2 separate regions of the Homo sapiens genome follow, and region 1 is linked to region 2. Evidence: chromatin loops called from intact Hi-C (ENCODE). Cell type or tissue: HCT116. All regions are shown on one strand. Links, peaks and the distances in the headings refer to the core of each region. The heading gives the core; the rest is flanking DNA. Region 1 overlaps LOC105370866 (a long non-coding RNA gene). Region 2 overlaps INTS14 (integrator complex subunit 14).

The links. Hi-C counts contacts between places; a loop is a spot of excess contacts. Peaks named below come from ENCODE experiments on the same cell type or tissue, not always from the same donor. Only the 100,000 strongest peaks of a DNase experiment are listed, where the experiment ranks them.
Region 1: a loop joins it to region 2, with 4 times the contacts of the local background. A loop is called at or near these places in 2 of 110 quality-filtered maps.

The regions. Positions count from the first base shown.
Region 1 is chr15:65,833,322-65,839,758 of GRCh38, forward strand. All of the region lies in intron 1 of LOC105370866 (a long non-coding RNA gene), which reads left to right. Among named protein-coding and RNA genes, the nearest start is that of TRQ-CTG1-4, 33 kb to the right of the region's middle. RefSeq lists an enhancer at 488-1,218. In HCT116, for the core only: a CTCF peak has its summit at 3,598; a DNase peak (open chromatin) is centred at 3,580.
Region 2 is chr15:65,593,110-65,598,109 of GRCh38, forward strand. INTS14 (integrator complex subunit 14) reads right to left here. Exons shown (of 12, transcript NM_001394796.1): 7 at 2,624-2,716; 8 at 319-463. Among named protein-coding and RNA genes, the nearest start is that of INTS14, 16 kb to the right of the region's middle. In HCT116, for the core only: a CTCF peak has its summit at 3,020 (motif pointing right); no DNase peak of the experiment used is centred there.

The sequences.
Region 1 (6,437 bases), core at 1,438-6,437, 240 kb after region 2:
GATGCTACTTCCTAAATTACACAAAGAGCTAGAGAAGTTAGCCAGAAAAGCAATGTGGGTAAAACTGTTGTTACATTTAGATGGGTTGGACAGTTTGTAGCCTAGATGTCAGAAAGAGTGCTGAAACCTCCATGGGTCCTCATATAACTTCCCTGGGCATAAAGGACCCCTTAAGAAGGGTGAGTATCAAAGCAGAGGCTTCTAAATATTCAGGATAGCATGAAGACAGAAGGAGGACATATTGACAGGACTAGGTGAGGAGACAGTTCATTCATGGCTTTTTTTTTTTTTTTTTTTTTTGGTAACACTTGATTTTTTCAACACTTATACTAGGGTCTTCTTCATCAGGAGGATGTGGATGTTTAACATATCATTAGGCCCGGGATCATTTAAATCCATGTTTGGTGAGTGCTTTAAGAGAGTGAGTGATTATTAAATTCCTTCCATTGTAGGAATGGCAAATGAAATCTCCTTAATGGTTTTAGAGAATAAGCTTTTGTGCCTGGAAGAACTAGAAGACAATTCGATCACCAAGTTTTGGTGTCTTTAGCCCCACTCCTCTCGTTCTCCTCACTTAACTTCTTTCCTTTTTCCTTTCTGCCTCTGTCTACTTCTGACAGAGCAGGTGAACAAACAGCAAATGTGCAGAAAGAGGGTGTTCACTTCCCACCCTGGTGCTGTTGCTGCAGACTGCTTTAGAGCTGCTGTCTCCTGGGCTCAGGCAAAGTGCCAGCATCAATCTTTGTCATCAAAATCCCCGTGTCTGCCCTGTGTGCTGGGTGCCCTTCAGAGCCAGCAGGCCAGTTCCAGGCATGCATTTAGGTAGAAGACTGAAGGAGGGACTAGAGAAAACATTCAGAATTAGACAATAAGGATGAAAGAGGGGCAGAATCAGGTAAAAGTAAATATTTCACCAGTCTGTGTCTTACTGATGCATACAGTAGTGTGCCAGTAACACTGTTCATTTCAACTTTTTGCAATGATGGAAATGTTGTATATCCATGCTGTCTGATATAGTAGCTACACATGGGTACTGAATACTTGCAATGTGGAAAGCGAGGATGTTTTTATCCAGTTTAATTTTTGTTTATTTATTTTTTTTGAGACAGAGTCTCACTCTGTCGCCCAGGCTAGAGTGCAGTGGCGTGACCTCGACTCATTGCAACCTTTGCTTCCCAGGTTCAAGCAATTCTCGTGCCTCAGCCTCCCTAATAGCTGGAATGACATGTGCATGCCACCATACCTGGCTAATTTTTGCATTTTCAGTAGAGATGGGGTTTCACCATATTGGCCAGGCTGGTCTTGAACTCCTGACTTCAAGTGATCCACTCACTTCAGCCTCCCAAAGTGCTAGGATTATAGGCATGAGCCACCACACCCGGCCCAGTTTAATTTTAATTAATTTAAATGCAAATAGTCATTTGTGGCTGGTGACTACTGTATTAGAGACACTAATGTTTCATTGTTTGTTTTTTTTTGAAATAAGATCTCTCTGTGTTGCCCAGGATAGAGTACAGTGGTGCGATCATGGCTCACTGCAACCTCCGTCATCTCCTGGGCTCAAGCTATCCTCCCACTTCAGCCTGCTGAGTAGCTAAGACTACAGGTGAATGCCACCATGTCCGGCTAATTTTTGTATTTTTAGTACAGATGGGGTTTCACCATGTTGCTCAAGCTGGTCTCGAACTCCTGGGCTCAGGCAATGTGCCCGCCTCGGCCTCCCAAAGTGCTGGGATTATAGGTGTGAGCAACCTCACCCGGCCAAGACACTGGTGTTTTAAAAGATAACAGAGAAACATAGGAGACCAGAGATTAGTGTTGGAGTTCTGGGGTCAGATCCCAGCTCTTCTATATATATTTGTTATTAGCTTGTAAAGAAGACACTTAAGCTCTCTGTACTACTTTTCATACAACTGTAACTGGGGCTTAATAATGTTTACCTTATGGTATTGTTATGATAGGTATGGTGGATGGAAGCTTGGATGGGAGGAAAGAGTCATTGACAAGTGTACTCTATCAACAAAACTGGCCGTAAGTATCTGGAAGAGGCAGAGGCCCAGGAGATGTGTACCTTTTCACAAACCCGGCAACCCTGGATTACCAATTGTGTTGCCAAATTGTTGCAGTTGCATTAAGATGTCACATTCATAGCTCTTTTTACTTTTTCAATGTTTTCATTGGAATCTTTCACTTTTATTCTGAGAAACAGATGTTAAAAGAAAAACTGTAGCCAAATTAAATTTAAAAGAGTTTAATTGAGCAAAGAACAATTTGTGAATCGGGCAGCCTCCTGAGCCAGAGTATGCTCAGAGACTCCAGCGCAGCCACATGGTGGAAGATTTATGGCCAGAAAAAGGAAAATGACAAACAGAAAAAAGAAGTGAGGAGGAGAAACAGCTGGATGGGTTACAGTTCGGTGTTTGCCTTATTTGAACACGTTTGAACAGTTGGCCATCCTTGACTGGCCAAAACTCAATGATTGACACAAAAGTAGACTACAGCCTGTATACAGCTCCATTTAGGTTATAGTTCATGATGTACAGAGAAACCTTTAGGCTGAACTTAAGATATGTAAGGAGGCAGCTTTATGCTAAACGTGATTTAACACTGGTAAGGCAAAGGCTATCAGTTGGATTTTCCAGATGAGAACACAGGCCAGGCACAGTGGTTTACGCCTGTAATCCCAGCACTTTGGGAAGCCAAGGTGGGAGAATCACTTCAGGCCAGGAGTTTGAGACCAGCCTGGGGAGCATGGTAAAACCCTGTCTCTACTAAAAATACAAAAATTAGCCAGGCATGGTGGCACACACCTGTAATCTCAGCTACTCGGGAGGCTCAGGCAGGAGAATAACTGGAACTCGGGAGGTGGAGGTTGCAGTGAGCCAAGGTCATGCCGCTGCACTCCAGCCTGGGCGACAGAGTAAGACTCCATCTCAGAAAAAAAAAAAAATTGCATAACAAAACCTTCTCTCTGGAAGACAGCAACTGCAGTCTTTACCACCAGAGAATCTCATGTATGGCTTCCACATGGCTGTGAATAAATGATTTTGTCCTGCAATCTCCTCCTTTGTCTGGCTGAGTTTATAAAGTGCTTGCTACTCAGGCATCAAGAGTATTTCAGCAGACATCTGCACATCCATTTGCTTATACTTTCATCCTATAATTATTTAATTACCTTCTTTTAGTGCCTATAAATAAGAGCTCTGTCATCTGAGAAAAGCCCAGGAAAAATAGAAGGACCATAGAATTTATTTTATTTTATTTAATTTATTTTTTTTTTTTGAGACTGAGTTTTGCTCTTGTCGCCCAGGCTGGAGTGCAATGGCACGATCTCGATTCACTGCAAACTCTGCCACTGGGGTTCCAGCAATTCTCCTGCCTCAGCCTCCAGAGTAGCTGGGACTATAGGCATGCACCACTACATCTGGTTAATTTTGTATTTTGAGTTAACTTCAGGTGATTTCGCCTGCCTCGGCCTCCCAAAGTACTGGGATTACAGGTGTGAGCCACTGCACCTGGCCAGAAGGGCCGTAGAATTGAAATTCAGGTGGGAAAACCACTTTCCCATCTTGGCATGCACAACAATGCCCCCTGTTGACTGAGGCATGCCAGCTTAAAAACAACAACAAAAACAAAGAGTAAGAAAAAAACCAAAATAAAACAAAACAGTCCTCCCCGCAATAACAACCAGCTTTATTGAGGTATAATTGTTATACAATAAATTGTCCTACTTAAAGGGTACAATTTGATGAGTTTTAACATGAGCATATGCTGGTGAAACCACTGCAGTCAAGATAATGAACGTTTCTATCCCAGACAGCTTTTCCATTTCAGGGCAAACAGGGTGAGCACCTAGTTCAATACTATGTGGTAAAAGCTATACCCTCCTTTTAAAAATAATAGCACCGGCCCCTGCAGGGCCTTATTTATTTATTTATTTATTTTGTAGAGATAAGGTCTCCCTATGTTGCCCAGGCTGGTCTCAAAACTCCTAGGCTCAAGTGATCTTCCTGCCTTGGCCTCCCAAAGTGCTGGGATTACTGGTGTGAGCCACCACACCCGGCTAAGGGCCCTCTTTATTTCAGTGTCTGTTCTCATTGGAAAGAGAGCCCTCCATTTGATCTGTATGTGGCCTTTCCTCCTCTCGTCCAGTTACAAGGCTTGTCATTCTGTTGAAGGCTAACTTCTGTGGTGCTTTGGTTCTTATCCTCTTCCAGCTTTCTAGAGATTCCTTTTTAGGGAGCAGTCTCTCTCTCTGCTGAATCATTCACTTATCTACTAGCTCCTTTTCAATAGTAAAAACAAATACAAACAAAGCAAACAAACAAAATTAGTACCTCTTTCTGCCTCCCCCTTCCTCCCTTTAGGCACCCCTTGCTGTACCTCATGCCTTCTTTTCTCGGCCAGACTTCCAGAAATAATTGTCCAAACTCACTCTCTCTCTCTCCACTTCCTCACTTCCCTCACTCTCTTAAAGCCACCCCCACCACCACCACCACACAGATACTATTCTTGACTAGGTCACTCACTACTTCCCTGTTGCTCAGTCCACTGGACCCAACTCAGTCCTTATCATACTCAGACACTGTTGACCATTCTGTCCTTTAAAAAATAGCTTTGTTTTTACAAAAGCAATTGATGCTTTACAAAAAAAAAAAAAGGCAAACAATAAATGAAAGAATTAGGAGGCTCCTCCATGGTTCACTTGGTCTCACTGCTGCAAACAGGGCCAGTACTGCAAGAACTCTCAGCAGCCAGCCAGCCACCCAGTGCAGCTGCCCAATTCACAGAGCAGCCCCAGAAAGTCCCAGAAATTAGTCACTGTAGCCTTCTAATTTGGGGAAATTTTCTTTTTTTTCCTCTTTTTTTTTTTTTTTTTTTGAGACTAAGTCTCACTCTGTTGCCCAAGCTGGAGTGCAGTGGTGCGATCTCAGCTCACTGCAACCTCCACCTCCCGGGTTTAAGCGATTCTCCTGCCTCAGCCTCCCAAGTAGCTGGGACTACAGGCACATGCCACCACGCCCAGCTAATTTTTTTGTATTTTTAGTAGAGACGGGGTTTCACTGTGTTGGCCAGGCTGGTTTTGAACTCCTGACCTTGTGATCAGCCTGCCTCAGTCTCCCAAAGTGTTGGGATTACAGGCGTGAGCCACCGCACCCAGCTGGGAAATTTTCATACTTGCTCTTTCATAGACATTATGGAAGCTTTGCAAATTTTTTTTTTTTTTTTTTTGAGATGGAGTCTCGCTCTGTGGCCTAGGCTGGAGTGCAGTGCCACGATCTCGGCTCACTGCAACCTCCGCCTCCTGGGTTCAAGCAATTCTCCTGTCTCAGCCTCCTGAGTAGCTGGGATTACAGGCACGCACCACCAAGCCTGGGTAATTTTTGTTTTTGTTTTTTGTTTTTGAGACAGAGTTTTGCTCTTGTTGCCCAGGCTGGAGTGCAGTGGTGCAACTTCGGCTCACTGCAACCTCCGCCTCCCAGTTTCAAGCGATTCTCCTGCCTTAGCCTCCCTAGTAGCTGGGATTACAGGCATGCGCCACCAGGCCTAGCTAATTCTGTATTTTTAGTAGAGACAGGGTTACTCCACGTTGGTCAGGGTGGTCTCGAACTCTCAACCTCAGGTGATCCTCCCGCCTCAGCCTCCCAAAGTGCTAGGATTACAGAGGTGAGCCACATGCTTGGCCTTGTATTTTTAGTAGAGATGGGGTTTCACCATGTTGGTCAGGCTGGTCTCGAACTCCTGACCTCATGATCTGCCCACCTCAGGCTCCCAAAGTGCTGGGATTACAGGCATGAGCCACCGCACCCAGCTGGACAAATTTTATATAAATAAGTACATACATACATGATCGGATGCGGTGGCTCACACCTGTAATCCCAGCACTTTGGGAGGCCAACGCAGGTGGATCACCTGAGGTTGGGAGTTCGAGACTAGTCCGACCAATATGGTGAAACCCCATCTCCACTAAAAATACAAAAATTAGCCGGATGTGGTGGTGCGTGCCTGTAATCCCAACTACTTGGGAGGCTGAGACAGGAGAACTGCTTGAACCGGGAGGCAGAGGTTGCAGTGAGCTGAGATTGCGCCACTGCACTCCAGCCTGGACCACAGAGCAAGATTTCATCTCAAAAAAAAAAAAAAGGAAGGAATGCCATCATCCCAAACCAGGTGTTCTGGGAATGGGGTTGGCAGATTAACAAACAAACAAACAAACAAACAAACGTACATACATATATAAACAGAGAAGGGCCTATATTCAGTAACTCTTCAATTCTGGTCCTAAAAGTGGCTTTCAATCCTGCCCTAGAGATGACACAATCCTGGATCTACGTAACTAGCCCATGTTGGTCACTTTGAGCAGGAAGCCAGTCAGGGCATGGCTTTCCTGATAGCTACCAGTCATGTTCCCCTCCTTAAAGCTTATCTTTAAGAGA
Region 2 (5,000 bases), core at 1-5,000:
AAAAATTAGCCAGGCATGGTGGTGCACACCTGGGTCATGGCTACTTGGAAGGCTGAGATGGGAGGATTGCTTGAGCCTGGGAGGCTGAAGCTGCAGTGAGCCGTGATCATGCCACTGTACCCCTGGGGGACAGAGCAAGACCTCGTCTCAAAAAAAACAAAAAAAAAGGACTGTAGTAGCAGGTGGGAAAAGTGTGTGGCAGGAAAAGGAAAAAGGTGACAAGGACCTTTCTATTTCCTTCAGAAAAGTCTGCAAAATACTTCACTTTGTAAAATGATTTTCCCTTTCATTCAACCAAATGTAAACAAAGTTTCCTACCCTAATTGAACAATCGCTACCATTCCTTCCACTTTTAGGCTACCATGGAGCAGGACACAAAAGTTGGGTATTTTGCCTGCAATCTGATTGGCTGAATTTTCATCTTCATTGTCATCAGTGATGCCAGTACCCACCTCATCACCTTCTGTGAAAAAAAGAGAAAACAGGTCAGACTGAAATTACCTACAAAAACCCCAAACCCCAATTTATACTCTTGGATGTTTCTAGCCTTTAAGGGATAGTGTAGAGTTCTAAGGGAATATTATAACAAGCAGGAAAAACTCATTCCAGTTTTCCAATATCTACATAAAAGTCAGTTTCCACACATTATATGAATTCCATTTATATAAAACATCCAGAATAGGCAAATCTATATATACAGAAAGGATATTAGTGGTTATTTGGGGTAGGGGAAATGGGGGGAGGGGTCTGGGAGTTGATAGTTAAAGGGTACAGGGTTTCTTTTTGGGGTTATAAAAAAGTTCTCAAATTGATTGTGGTGATGGTTGCACAACTCTGCAAATATACTAAAAACCACTTTAAATGGGTGAAGTATATGGTATGTGAATTATATCTCAGTAAAGCTTACACACAAAAATCCATTCTCCACAGTTCCACTAGGATGTTTAGTTAGATGCTATCTGGAAGCTTCAGGCACCCATTTAAACAGAATTAGATACAGAGATGTCAAGTGCATTCATAACCAACAGGCTTAGGGCAGCACATGCATGTGAGTCCCCAAAGGTAAACAATGATTATAAGCTTTTTGACTGGATTCTCCAGTTTCTCTCACACTCTGCTGACAGATGAATCTTCCTACAATTAACTTCCCTCTAAAAATATCTGTCTGCTCTGCTTTGTTCAAAGACTTTCTAATTCAACAGGAAGAATTAGCCCAGTTTAGCTAGAAAATTCAACAGCCCTTACAAAATGGCCCTACTCTGCTTTCCCATATTTTTCTTTTTCTTTCTTTTTTTTTTTTTGAGATGGAGTCTTGCTCTGTTGCTCAGGCTGGAGTGCAGTGGCGCGATCTCGGCTCACTGCAAACTCCGCCTCCCAGGTTCACCCCATTCTCCTGCCTCAGCCTCCCGAGTAGCTGGGACTACAGGCGCCTGCCACTACGCCCAGGTTTTTTTTTTTTTTTTTTTGTATTTTTAGTGGAGATGGGGTTTTACCATGTTAGTCAGGATGGTCTCAATCTCCTGACCTTGTGATCCACCCGCCTTGGCCTCCCAAAGTGCTGGGATTACAGGTGTGAGCTACCGCGCCCGGCCACCTTCCCGTATTTTTCTTTTCACTATTCCCCTATATAAATGGTTTATTTTGCTTAATTTCTTTCTTGGTAAGTATACTGGCATGCAGAATTCCCCAGGGCCTTAGAACTAAGGGAAATCTGGCTGTTCTCTGAGAATAATAATTACCAACACAGTGATTATAAAGCTGTCTGTGGGTATATATTCAAGATTCTGTCTGTGAACATGTGATTGGTTATAGAATATCCAATACTCCAACTGAGATAACCTGGGCATAAATGGGATGTGGTCATTACTCAGTATGTGAAAACCTGACTGACTACATACAGTTCTTAGAGAAAGCTGATAAATATAAAGTGGATGGTCAGCTTAAAACAGAGGAAAAGATAATTTTAAGGGTAGAACTAGGATTTGAACCTGTAGCCAGTCAGGGACAAAAGCTCCTGCTCTATACCCACCACAGCACAGTGCCACCCCTGAAAAAGATAATTTTAAAGAGTTAGAGTCTAGCATTCTCCAGAGAGATGCTGAATTTGAGGAGATGACTTTATAGTTCCTAGAGATATATGCTGCAGTAAGGAGGACCCACAAGGGCCTGGATTCACCCATTCATTCAACAATATTTACTGAGTTATCTACTATGTGCTGGGCACCAGTAGAACAAAGAACAGATGTGATTCTTCCGTGTATAAAGCTGTATTTGACTTGCACATTTATCAAGTAACCATCTGATAACTACTTAAGCTTTCTCAGCATGTTAGTACTAGGAAAGGCAGAGCCCTGGATGAGGGACTAAGCATTCTCATCTCTAAAGAGGACCTCCACTGTCAATTCACAAACCAACACACAGTAAATATGTGTCAAAATGTTTCTACCATGTAAAGCAGAATTACTTTTTTGATATATTAGGCAATATTCCATTTTCTAAAATCCAATTCTGTAACTATTCCTTTCCCCTAAATTCTGCAAAATGGGCTATCCTACTATCTAAGATTTAAGAACAACTTTAGTTAATAAGACGCTTCAGACGTATCAGTGGAATAGGAACTCACCTTTGTTAAGTGCTATAGGTAAGACCAGATGTCTGGACAGAACTGGGGGACTTGAAATATCAGCTATATCAATAAATCCCACTATTTCCAAATCTGAAATGAAGGAATCAACACAGAATTAATTCATTCTATGGAAAAGTACATTATTTTCCATGTATTACATTTCACAAATGCACTGTTTAGGTTGGGGTTTCAAATATGATGACTGGGAAAGTTATTAGATTTGTATATGGAGTCGTCTAATAATTTGCATTTTAAGCTGCTCAGGAAATAATGATAACTGTCATTGATTTAATGAGTCTAAGTTATATGACAAAATCAGCTAAATTTTATTTTTATAAGGTTAGGACCCCAGCCAAGGCAAAAACTGAAAGGTCTAATCCCTCTGTGTAGTCAGGGATGTTCAGGTCACCAGGGGGCATCATAGTCAAACACTTCCGCAGCAACTACACTCAGCCTTTGAAGAATAAAGCTATTGTATTAAAAACATCTCTCTGAGAAAGAACTGTATTCTCTACAAAACTAGGGTAAGCAGTCTAAATATGACAATGACTTCTCTGCTTTATAGACGCTGTAGTAAAGACCAAAAGTATTTGTTGAAAACCTAAAATAAATAAAAATGAATGTTGTAACCAAAAGAACTTAAACATTTCGATTATATAATATAAAAACTTAAAAACAATAAAAATTATAAAGAAGAAAAAGTCACTCATTATTCATAATCAAAGGAAATCTCTATTAATATTTTATTGATGTGCTTTTCAGTCTTTCTTCTAGATTAATACCCATATTTTCAAAAGAATTTTTAAAAATCAGAATCATGGTGAACACCTTATATTTCTTTTTTCTTTTTTTGAGATGGAGTTTCGCTCTTGTTGCCCAGGCTGGAGTGCAATGGCGCAATCTCAGCTAACTGCAACCTCCTCCTCCTGAGTTCAAGTGATTCTCCTGCCTCAGCCTCCCAAGCAGCTGGGATTATAGACATGTGCCACCACGCCTGGCTAATTTTGTATTTTTAGTAGAAACGGGGTTTCTCCATGTTGGTCAGGCTGGTCTCCCGACCTCAGGTGATCCGCCCGCCTTGGCCTCCCAAACTGCTGGGACTACAGGTGTGAGCCACCGTGCCCGACCCTATTTCTAAAATATTAGGAAGTGTGCTTCTCTGGAGATTTGCTGTCCATACCTCCCTTAGCTGAGTAATAAATGCATTAGTATAAGCAGCTAGATATTTTTCATTTGAGTAGAAAAAGGTCTACTTTATTTTAAAGCAGTTTAGCTGCAAGAAAGATCTTCCACTAAGAGTTTATATGGGAAAGAAAAGACCTATTCAAATTTACTCATCGAAAAAGGATGGGAAGGAAGTGGAATCTAACTGTTATGAAGGCAACAAGACTTTTGGTACAACTTAATGTACTACTGTCTAGTCACAGTAGAAGAGATGGATGCCTTGCTTCCAGAAGCTAAAGGCACAAAAAGTAAAAAGACTGTTCACAGCCCCTCACTCCAACACTCCTTAAAAATCTGTATACCACAAACAATGAGCATTCACTGAACATTTAATTCTAATCATTTATTGACTGAACAATTACCTATTGGGCACCTACTAAGTGTCAGGCACTATGCTGGACATCAAGGCTGTAATGGTGACTGAAACACTGATAATATCCAGCCCTAAAAGATTTAACATGCACCTAAGATTCAAGGAGTCCACCCACCAATAGGAAGCAAGTCTCCTCTCCACTGCTCCTTGCTATTTTTGACTCTTCACTTTGCCAGTCTCAGTTAAGCATAGTATTGGCAACACGAACCAGGTAAAAGCTGTGGTACATCACTTTCTTTCAGTCATAATATAAGCAGCAGTGCTAGAAGAGTACACTATATCAGATCCAAGAACTCCAAGACCATCTGGTTGATTCTCCCTGCCTAGCCAATAAGAACTAGAGGAAGACTTCCCAGGGTCACATATCAAGAGTCATACTGCAAAGTATAGAAGCTAGCCCTTCTTATATGACCTTAATTATGATACTAATTAAGTTCAGTATGTCTATTAAGAATCATCTCAAAGATTTCAATGCTAGTGAATACGGCTATGATTTCCAACTCTAATAATTCGTGGTTATAATTATCTAGGATTGGAGATCAACTGATGACCTTACCATAAAAGACCAATATTCTGCCACCCCTTAGGTAATGAATCTTCCAATCCAAAGTGCTGATGACAACAGCACCCTAGTACAGGTTGAGTATCCCCTATCTGAAAATCTGAAATCCGAAATGCTCAACAATCCACAACTATTACACATGCACGAAGCTGACACGAAGCTCAAAGGAAATGCTCACTGGAGCACTTTGGATTTTCAGATTAAGGATGCTCAAT